Linked DNA regions of Homo sapiens: region 2 is linked to region 1. The links are chromatin loops, found by intact Hi-C in ENCODE. Cell type or tissue: B cell. All regions are shown on one strand. Each heading gives the region's core, and the rest is flanking DNA. Links, peaks and the distances in the headings are about the cores only.

Region 1 (5,373 bases), core at 220-5,219:
GGACTTGGAGGAGCCTAGATAAAGTTTTGGTCAAAGGAAAAGAGTCTGTTAAGTTCAACCTCTGATTCTGCCAGATTTGGCTTTCTTTCAGAAAGTCCAACTAAACCATTTCCGTTGCACAACCTCCATTGTATGCCACTTTACACAGGGAAAAACGGGAGTAACGTGTTTAACCAGCAAGACAAGGCAGAGTGCAGTGGCGGAGCCCACGCTGGGGTGCGTGTCTCAACAACTGGCCTGGGTACTGCTTTGAGCCTCAGTGATGAGTCACTTTATTCATTCATTTATATGGCAAATTGTATGAAGCACCTGTGACGTGCAGGCAGTGTTCCAGGCACTGGAGATGCGTCCTGGTCCTCTTGCAAGTTATTTTGCTGTGGACCAGCCTCTATGAGAATCAGGCACATAGGCAGAGGTATCCAGGGTCAGGGGCCTTCTAGGAAAGGCTGATCGCAGAGCTAAGGCAAGAAGCTCGCTGAGGTCAGCCCACGTGGTGTCAGGAGTGGAGGCGGAGAGGCCCCAGCTGCAGAAACACAGGCACCTCCTTGCTTGTTGAGGTTTGTTTTAGGAGCTGTCAGGGAAGAAGGGAGGGAAATGGGGCACTAAAAATACCCACGGATGTTTCCAGAAACCTCTGATGTCTGGGCTCCCACTGTGGATAGCCTGCCAGATGGCTGTGTCTCCCTCAGAGCTGTGAAACCCACCAGTGTCAAGGTTGGATCAAAGGCGCTTTATGGCAACCGGTCAAAGAATCAACCAGAACAGCTTGGCGTGTAGGCAATCTGCCCAGGCCTGACCAGCCATGCCCCTCATGAAGAGGCCACATTGCCATTAGATATCCAAATTATAAGTGACTTCCAGATGCAACCCCAGTGAGCATCCTCTTCTGACTGTCCTCTGTTGCCACCCTTGGGGCTCTGCTTCCAGCTCTTTCAGCTCTATGTGGAGATTGGCAGCCCCCAGTGTGCTCTTGGGCCTGGAGGGACTCTACACAGCTCCACACTCGGGCTCCCTTGTTCATCCCAGCAGCGGCGAGCTTGGCAAAGCCAGGAAGTCTGGGATGAGGCCCAGGAGTGTCTCCCTCAGCCTGCACGCAGCAGCTGATAGGAAACCACAGCTGCCAGCAGCAGCGGCTGCAGAATGCTTGTGAGGGGCACCCTGCTCATAGCCATGGCTCCTGGGACAGGACGGAGCATGAGCCTCCAGCAGAGGTGGGTGGGGGTGAAGGCGAGGAGGCAATAATGCCTGCCCCTGATGCGCAGGGACGCAGGTGCCAGGCTGTGCTGGGGAGCTGTTCTAGAAGCCTAGCCTGGACTGGAAGGGCCCTGCCTGTGGGGGTTAGGGCAGGATCAGAGGAGTTGGGCAGGCAGAACTTTCTCCTGGGGAAGCACAAGTCAGAGGCGGTGGATGGGTGTCTTAGATAGGTCCTTCTGAATGCAGACACTGAGGCAAGACTTCAAGCACAAATCATTTATTTAGGAGGTTAGGCCAGGAAGCATGGATGGGGGAAGGGAGACAGATAAGGGAGGGAAGCAAGGGGGCTTATTAAGCCATTTGCCACAGTGGGCACCTGGAGCTTGATCCCACAGGGAGCTCCCGGAGACACTTTAGAACATGCCTTGGATTTAATCCATCTACGGGACGAGGAAGCTGGGCATTATCCAACAGTTCCTTGCTCATGATTGCTTGAGGCAGGCTTTCTGGGCAGTGACCTGGCACTCTGGATTCCCTGCAGGTGGACCTAGAAGGTTCCCCAAACCAGGCAAAAAGCAGAATGCCAGGGTTGGCAGTGAGCAGCCTCAGACATCGAGGGAAGTGTGGAGGGGATATGGGCTGAGTGCCAAGGCATCTTTATTAGGGAGTCTTGGCAAATAAGAGAACCTAAACATGGTGCTGCTGGGAGGTCAGGCCAGAGAGGGAGCCCAAAGAAGGTGAAGTGGTGGGCAGAGAATGAAGGAATTCCTGGAATTGAGAGATGACAGTTACCTCCCTTTTTAATGGAGTGCCTGAGCCTCTGCTGTGGAGGGGAGAAGATGCCACCTGCCACGGTGATTTGCTGGTCACTCTGGTCTCAAGGGGAAGCAGGACTATTTTCAGGTGGGCCATGCCTTTCCTCCTACCCCTTCCTAAGCACTTTTAGGAGTATCTGGAGTATGGAATAGGCCCTTTAACCCACAGAGCTGTGAATGACTTTTAATTAACAGGAAATGCTGTGGCACATAGCACATATAGCAGACATTGAATCTGTCTCTAATTAGAGACATTTTGAGGTTCTGAACAGCTCAAGTCTGCAATTCTCATTCTCCTTACATGCAGCCACTCGTGACAGAGGGAAGGGCCAGCACTGCTCCTGAGTCCTGGGCTCCTGGCTAAGGGTCCTCCTCCTCTTCCTCCTCTTCCTCCTCTTCCTCCTCCTTCTCTTCCTCCTCTTACTCCTCCTCCTCTTTCTCTTTTTCTTGCTCTTCCTCCTCCTTGTCCTCCTCCTCCTCTTTCTCGTCCTCTTCTTTCCCTTCTCCTCCTGCTCATCTTTTTTTCAAACTGGTTGCCACCTCTAAAATTATACTTTGCTAAACAACAAAAAAACCCTTAAATATAAAAAAATAAAGTGGTGGGAGGATGTGGTTTATTTTGGTCTGCTTTAGGTTCTGGGTGCATGAGCCAGTGCTTATTTTCAGATCTGTCTATTCCTCTTTCTGTGTCTTGTGATCTCACTTAACTCATCCTGCTAGAGTCAACAGATCTCTCCGTGCACAGGAAGCCAGACTATCAAGGCAGCAAAGAGTTTTAAGGCAGCTAAGTGAACAGTTTTGGTTTTTTAAGTGGAAAATTCTTTAAACGTGATGCTACATTTTACTTTTGATAGGTGACTAAAACAAATCCAGGAGATGGGAAATTCCATACCTGGTATTTCCTGAGGCCTGCCTAGCAATGGATCTGACCATTCTCTTTCCACCTGTGTGCTATCTTCCCGCTCTGAGCTGCCATCATCTCCATTGCTGTGATCACTGTCATAGCCTCCCTCCTCCACTTTGCCTCCCTGCAGTCTGCTCTCAACACAGCAGCCTGGGTGACCTGTGAGAACATGCCAGGTCAACTTTCTGCTCTGCTCAGAATTCCCCCACAGTTTCATGGATTGCAGAGGCTGCTCAGTGGGCTGTCCCACCCCATCTCTCTGGCCTCCCTCCTACTCTTCCCTGCTCTCACTCACTCACTCCCACCTCTCCTGCTGACCAGTCCCTTTGCTACATGCCTCAGGACCTTTGCACTTGCCGTCACTCTCTCTCTCTAGAATGTTCTTCTCTTGTTCTCTAGGTGGCTTATTCCTTCAGGTTCTTGTTGACTTGCTGCCTTCTCACTGAAGTTTTCTCCAATTTTTCTATTCAAAAGTGGACACTAAACCACCTTTCCTATTGCCATCTTGCTTTGTTTTCCTCCATAGCCCTGTGTACTATCTAATATAGTATACATTTTCTTCTTACTCATTTTGTTTACTGTCCATCTCTCAGTGAATGTGGCCTATTGAGAACAGGCATTTTATCTGAGTTTTCACTGCCTTATGTCCAGCACAGAACAGTGCCTGGCACATAGTCAATGTCCAAAAACACTTGTTGAATGAATCCGTGGCAGGCTTCAGGGTGGTAGGACAGGAAAGAGAAACACCTACTGGGCTTCCCTTAACCCAGAGGTTGCAGTCGGGAAGCCCACAGAGACATTTGCTTTAGCTTGCACGGTGTTTTTCAAAGACTCAAGTTAGTCATCAGTGCTGAAGAATACGGTGACTACATCTCAAAAGAAATAATAATAATATGGTGACTTCACACAACACCCAGATAACTGGCATAGCTTGAAAAATATAGAAAAATCAGAAGTGCCCCTTGCATATGGCAATACTGAGCAGTAGCCACTCGCCAAACCACTTTGATGGGCACCCTCTCCTGTTTCACTCACTACCCAGCCCCTGGTGGGCAGGTGAGTTCGAAGAAGGGGAGGAGGAGATGGAGGGAGAGGTAGGGGGCAAAAGACGGGGAGGAGGAGAGGGAGAGGAAGGTGGGGGCAGGAACCAGTGCAGCCCCCAGATGCTGCTTTGCCAGCGAGGGGAAAGTGCCCCTTGCATTTAGCTGCCCAGGTTCCCACTGGCAGCTGCTCACAGCGTCCTGGTCCCTCTGATCTTTGAGCTGTAAAGCCCTTTGTCACATCCAGGCTCCCTAGCAACAGCAGCCATACAGGCATGTGGTCAAGAATGGATGGGCACAAATGCAGCTTAGGAGAGGAAAGAAAATGTATCTGTTGTTAAAGTGCATACAATTCTCTACACACGTTAGAAGTTTCAAGCGGCTTTACAACATCAGTTTTGCTAAATCCGGCAATCCTATAGTGTCATTGGCTGAGTATTCCTGAGCACGTCTTACACATGCCAACCAGGGTGCTCACTGAACAGAACTAATTAAAGAAGAATAAAAAAAGATAAGGAGACATATTTAAGCTTCAACTTCTGAGTTATTATAATTAACAAGCAATAAGAAAAATGATATTACTTGTTCCTCATCTTGTATTTGTTACATCCTTTTATTCTAGGCACCTTCCCCACCTCCTGCATGGTTTTGCCTTTGAAGGAGCTTGGGCAGAAGTGCTAAGTCAACAGCCTCTGTTAGTAGATTTAGAAATAAGAAAAGAGGCCAGGTGCAGTAGCACAGGCCTGTAATCAGCACTTTGGGAGGCCAAGACAGGTGGATCACTTGAGGGCAGCAGTTTGAGACCAGGCTGGCCAAAATGGTGAAACCCTGTCTCTACTAAAAATACAAAACAAATTAGCTGGGCGTGGTGGCGCACACCTGTAGTCCCAGCAACTCGGGAGGCTGAGGCACAAGAATTGCTTGAACCTGGGAGACAGAGGTTGCAGTGAGCCAAGATCCCACCACTGCATTCCAGCCGGGGTGACAGAGCGAGACTCCATCTCAAAAAACAAAACAAAACAAAAAACCAAAAAAACCAAAACCAAAAACAAAACAAAACAAAAAAACCCCAAAAAACAAAGAAATAACAAAAGGCCTGTCAATTAGTTGAATTATCTATAAAATATTTCTTTTGCCTTATATGTCTGCAACATTGAAAAGATACAGATGTAACCTATTAACAGATGCAGGTTGCTATAAAATTACGTTTCTTTAAAATTTAAAATGCACACCTCCCTCCCATGTCCCCATCTGTCACGATCAACAGTTCTGATTTAAAACCTACACTTTGAAATTCGACTGCTTCGAATTATGAGAACCACGAATTTAGGTAATTGATTTCTTCTCTCAGATTATTCAGTGTATACCCTGGAAATATGATTAATTAGGCTTGCCTGTATAACAACACATACTGATTTGA
Region 2 (5,373 bases), core at 166-5,165, 870 kb after region 1:
TGCTCAGCTAATTTTTATATTTTTAGTAGAGACCAGCTTTTCCCATGTTGGCCAGGCTGGTCTCGAACTCCTGACCTCAGGTGATCCGCCCACCTCAGCCTCCCAAAGTGCTGGGATTCCAGGCATGAGCCACCAAACCCAGTCTCGTCTTGATTTCTTTCATAAAATCATTTGTTTGATGCCCAACTGGGCAGAAGATGAAGATGTTATATCGTGAGAGAAGACAGAACCTTGCCAGTCTTATAAAAAATGAAGGAAAGAGAAGGACAGAGGGACAGGAGGAAAGAGGGGGAAAGATTCGGGAGATCATGAGGGGTAGGGGATAAGAACGCATCATATCATAGCTAACTCTGCTGTTGTTGCTGTTGTTTGTTGTTGTTGTTCTTGTTGTTCTTTGAGATGGAGTCTCACTCTGTCACCCAGGCTGGAGTGCAGTGGCACGATCTCAGCTCACTGCAACCTCCACTTCCTGGGTTCAAGCAATTCTCCTGCCTCAGCCTCCCGAGTAGCTGGGATTACAGGCATGTGCCACCACACCAGGCTAATTTTTTGTATTTTTAGTGGAGACAGGGTTTCTCCATATTGGCCAGGCTGGTCTTGAACTCCTGACCTTATGATCTGCCCACCTTGGCCTCCCAAAGTGCTGGGATTACAGGCGTGAGCCACTGCGCCTGGCTATTTTTATTTTATTTTATTTTATTATTTTATTTTATTTTATTGAGACGGGGTCTTACCATGTTTTCCAGGCTGGAGTGCAGTAGTGCAATCAAAGCTCGCTGCAGCTTCAGGCTCCTGAACTCAAGGGATCCTCCTGCCTCAGCCTCCTGAGTAACTTGAACTACAGGTACTCCTCACGCCCAGTTTTTTGTTTTTTGTTTTTTTCTTTATAGAGGCCAGATTTGGCAATGTTGCCCAGGCTGGTCTTGAACTCCTGAGCTCAAATGATCCTTCCGCCTTGGCTTCCCAAAGCCCTGGGATTATAGGCATGAGCCACCATGCCTGGCCTTAACTCTGTTTAGACCAAAGCAGATCTTAACCAATGGATAGGCAAATAGGACTCAGGAGACACAGGAGAGTCATTTCTAGAGTCAAAAGCAGCCAATCATTGTCAATGAGGTTTAAGATTAGGGTAGTCCCAAATTATGCAATAAGGTGGGTTCCAAACATTGGTTGTTGCCTGGAGCTCAAAACATGTTTCCAAAAAAGGCAGTATCCTTTGAAGAAGTCCAACAAAACTGTGTGAATCTTGGTTCTATGTAACCTTGGGTAAGCAACAACCTCTCCGAGCCTTAAATAAAGATGACAATACCTTCTAAGAAGTGTATCTTGGCCGGGCATGGTGGCTCATGCCTGTAATTCCAGCACTTTGGAAGCCTGAGGCAGGAGGATCCCTTGAACTCAGGAGTTCAAGACCAGCCCAGGCAACATAGTGAGACCCTGTCTCTTTTAAAAAAAAATTAAAAATAATTAAAGGAAAAAGAAGAAGTATATCTCTCCTTTTTTTTTTTTCTTTTTGAGATGGGGTCTTGCACTGACGCCAGGCTGGAGTACAGTGGCGTGAACTCAGCTCACTGCAAGCTCCACCTCCCAGGTTCAAGTGATTCTCCTACCTCAGCCTCCCGAGTAGCTGGGACTACAGGCATGCACCACCACGCCCAGCTAATTTTTGTATTTTTAGTAGAGATGGGGTTTCACCACGTTGGCCAGGATGGCCTCTATCTCTTGACCTCGTGATCTGCCCACCTCGGCCTCCAAAGGCAGGAGGATCACTTGAGCCCAGGAGTTTGAGACCAGCCTGGGCAACATAGTGAGATCCCATCTCTATTTTAATAAAAAATTAAAACAAAAAAAGGCTCCAATATATGGCAGATAGAATTACAGAGAAAAGCCACAGTAGCTAATAACCGGCAATGCACTGAAAATAGACAACTGTGCTAAAAAGACCATAGAAACCGAACAATAGTGTACTGCACGATGCTTGCAGAGGAAAGGGATCTAGAGTTTCAACCCCTAGCAGTAGAAGTGGATTGTTGCAGCAAGTACAGCCTCAGCTGTCATCTGTGCCCTAGGGCAGGGTTCAGTAGGTTAGGCGTTAAGAGACAGTGTACCTCATAAGAAGTGGTCAGGTTTCTTTCTGAGTTTCAGTTCTTCATTTATAGAAAGAGGATAGTAACGCACACTGTACACAGATTGTAGAAGACTAAAAATAGACCAGTATCAAAAATATTAAAAATTTTGAAAAATTCAAAATAAGATAGACCCTATTCCCAAACTATTTTCTGGAACATCAGCTGTATGGGCTATTAATAGGAATTACCAAAAAGGAAGTTTCCACACTCAAATAAAAATGGGAAATGCTGGCCGGGCGCAGCAGCTCACTCTTGTAATCCCAGCACTTTGGGAGGCCAAGGCAGGTGGATCACCTGAGGTTAGGAGTTTGAGACCAGCCTGGCCAACATGGCGAAACCCCGTCTCTACTAAAAATACAAAAACATTAGCCAGGCATGGTGGCAGTTGCCTGTAATCCCAGCTATTTAGGAGGATAAGTCAGGAGAATCGATTGAACCCAGGAGGCAGAAGTTGCAGTAAGCCGAGATCATTCCACTGCACTCCAGCCTGGGCAAAAGAGCAAGACTTCGTCTCAAAAAATAAAAAGGGGGGCCGGGCGCGGTGGCTCACACCTGTAATCAGAGCACTTTGGGAGGCCGAGGTGGGGGGATCACTTGAGGTCAGGAGTTTGAGACCAGCCTGACCAACATGGAGAAACCCCATCTCTACTAAAAATACAAAACTAGCTGGACATGGTGGCACATGTCCGTAATCCCAGCTACTTGGGAGGTTGAGGCAGAAGAATTGCTTGAACCCAGGAGGCAGAGGTTGCAGTGAGCCGAGATCACGCCATTGCACTCCAGCCTGGGCAACAAGAGCGAAACTCTGTCTCAAAAAAAAAGGAAATGCTAGGTCACAAGGAGGTCTCATACATCATCGGTTGACATAGAAATATATGCAAATTTGCAATATCTTCCAACATTTTAAATGCACATCTCCTTGGACATGGCAATCCTGCTAATGAGATGAAGGAGAAACACTAAATGAATTTTTCTTTTTTTTTTTTTATGAGGCAGAGTCTCACTCTGTCGCCCAGGCTAGAGTACAGTGGTGCGATCTCGGCTCACTGCAACCTCCGCCTCCCAGGTTCAGGTGATTCTCCTGCCTCAGCCTCCTGAGTAGCTGGGATTACAGACATGCACCACCACAGCCGGCTAATTTTTGTATTTTTAATAGAGACAGGGTTTCACCATGTTGGTCAGGCTGGTCTCGAACTCCTGACCTCATGATCCGCTCACCTCAGGCTCCCAAAGTACTGGGATTACAGGCGTGAGCCACCGCGCCCAGAATCTAAATGGATTTCTTATTGTAGGACTTCTTCAAGACAATAATGTGATATGTAGCATCTCCCAAACATATTTAAACTCAGATTCCTCTTCTTACGAGACATCTCCTGGGACTAGAGTTCCAAGGAAGACATTTGGAAACACTCAATTAAACCATGCGTGAGAGAGCTCCTAGCACAGATGGTTTTCCAGAAGACTTTATTTTCTTCTGCTGGTCCCAAGATTGGCCTCAGACCTCTTATCCCATCATCACCATCTGTTCCTTATGACCAAAGTCTCTCTCTTCCCTGGCCAGCTACACAATCAGATATATTTCAGCAACTTCCCTCTGCCCTCCTTTCTCTGAAGTATAGATTCCTGTAGGAGTTTCCCAAAGATCTTTGTGGCTCATAGTCATGAGGAATAAAAAACAAAAATGTTTTCTCCTCCAATGTCCTCTTTATTCATTTTGTCTCTGTAAGGAATGGCAAGGTCAAACAGATATAAGAGGTGAGGCTGTGTATGTGAAAGACCCCAAGCAAAATTCACTAAATTTCAAAGAAAAATTAGATGATATGCCAGACGCGGTGGCTCACACCCGTAATCCCAGCACTTTAGGAGGCTGAGTAGGGCAGATCACCTGAGGTCAGGAATTCCAGACCAGCCTGACCAACATGGAGAAACCCTGTCTCTACTAAAAACACAAAATTAGCCGGGCGGGTTGGCACATGCCTTTAATCCCAGCTACTCAGGAGGCTGAGGCAGGAGAATCCCTTGAATAGTGACATGGGAATCTCAACAAGGAGGACCTCGTATGCCGTATACAGTGGAGCACTGGTAACTGGATACTACCTACACAAGTGAGGTCTGAAAGTAATCCCTACATGAATGAACAAAACTAACTGGATGTACATTGAGCATAAGTCAGTAAGTCATAGTGACTGCCTTGAGAATTAAAAATATAGAGAGATCTTGGCAAGAAGCAGGCCCAGCTGAGTAAGGCTATCTTGTTTGATGAAGTAAGGAAGGCTATCTTATTTTCTCATGTCTTACCCAGTTGAGTAAGGCTATCTTGTTTTCTCATGTCACAGCGACAGTATGAGAGTCTCCTTAAAAGAAATTCCTAGTGAAGACAGGGCACGGTGACTCACGCCTGTAATCCTAGCACTTTGGGAGGCCGAGGCAGGAGGATTGCCTGAGCTCAGGAGTTCGAGACCAGCCTGGGCAACATGATGAAACCCCATCTCTACTAAAACTTAAAAAAAAAAATTAGCCGGGCATAGTGGTGGGCACCTGTAGTCCCAGCTACTTGGGAGGCTGAGGGAGGAGAATCACTTGAACCCGGGAGGCAGAAGTTGCAGTGAGCCTAGATAGAGCCACTGCACTCCAGCCTGGCTACAGAGCGAGACTCCATCTCCAAAAAAAAAAGAAAAAGAAAGAAATTCCTAGTGAAATACCTTTTGCTCTACTGAGCAAAGTTTCAATGCCTTCTTTGAGGTACTGAATCCCAGCAGGCTGCTAGGGGAAGATTATTTTTCTAGCAGCATTTGTCAATAGATCTGTATCCTATTATAATCTACACAAACAGGCGTGTGGTGTGTGTGTGTGTGTGTGTGTGTGTGTGTGTGTGTGTGTGTGTATATATATATTTTTTTTTTTTTTAGAGAGGGAGTATTGCTTTGCTGCCCAGGCAGGCCTCAAACTCCTTGCTTCAAGCAATTCTCCCTCCTCGGCCTCCCAAAGTGCTGGGGTTACAGGTGTGAGCCTCCACATCTGGCTATCTCTGTTTTCTTCATCTTGATAGTGGTGTTCCTGACCAGCTATTTGGGGTTTTTTGCTGACTCTAAAGTCTCTGAAATTCCTTGAATACAAAGCGCAATGGAGGCACATATTGTTGTTATTATTAAGATAGACTGGCCGGGTGCAGTGGCTCATGCCTGTAATCCCTAAACTTTGGAAGGCTGAGGTAGGCAGATCACAAGGTCAAGAGATCGAGATC

The links. A loop is a pair of places that touch in the nucleus more often than their neighbours do. Peaks named below come from ENCODE experiments on the same cell type or tissue, not always from the same donor. Only the 100,000 strongest peaks of a DNase experiment are listed, where the experiment ranks them.
Region 2: a loop joins it to region 1, with 20 times the contacts of the local background. A loop is called at or near these places in 1 of 110 quality-filtered maps.

Annotation. Positions count from the first base shown.
Region 1 is chr6:14,274,491-14,279,863 of GRCh38, forward strand. No RefSeq gene overlaps it. Among named protein-coding and RNA genes, the nearest start is that of LINC01108, 8.3 kb to the right of the region's middle. In B cell, for the core only: no CTCF peak of the experiment used is centred there; DNase peaks (open chromatin) are centred at 1,331 and 2,691; H3K4me3 peaks cover 1,921 bases; H3K27ac peaks cover 4,261 bases.
Region 2 is chr6:15,149,304-15,154,676 of GRCh38, forward strand. The region is part of intron 2 of LOC105374946 (a long non-coding RNA gene); the gene reads right to left. Among named protein-coding and RNA genes, the nearest start is that of JARID2-DT, 93 kb to the right of the region's middle. In B cell, for the core only: no CTCF peak of the experiment used is centred there; a DNase peak (open chromatin) is centred at 2,078.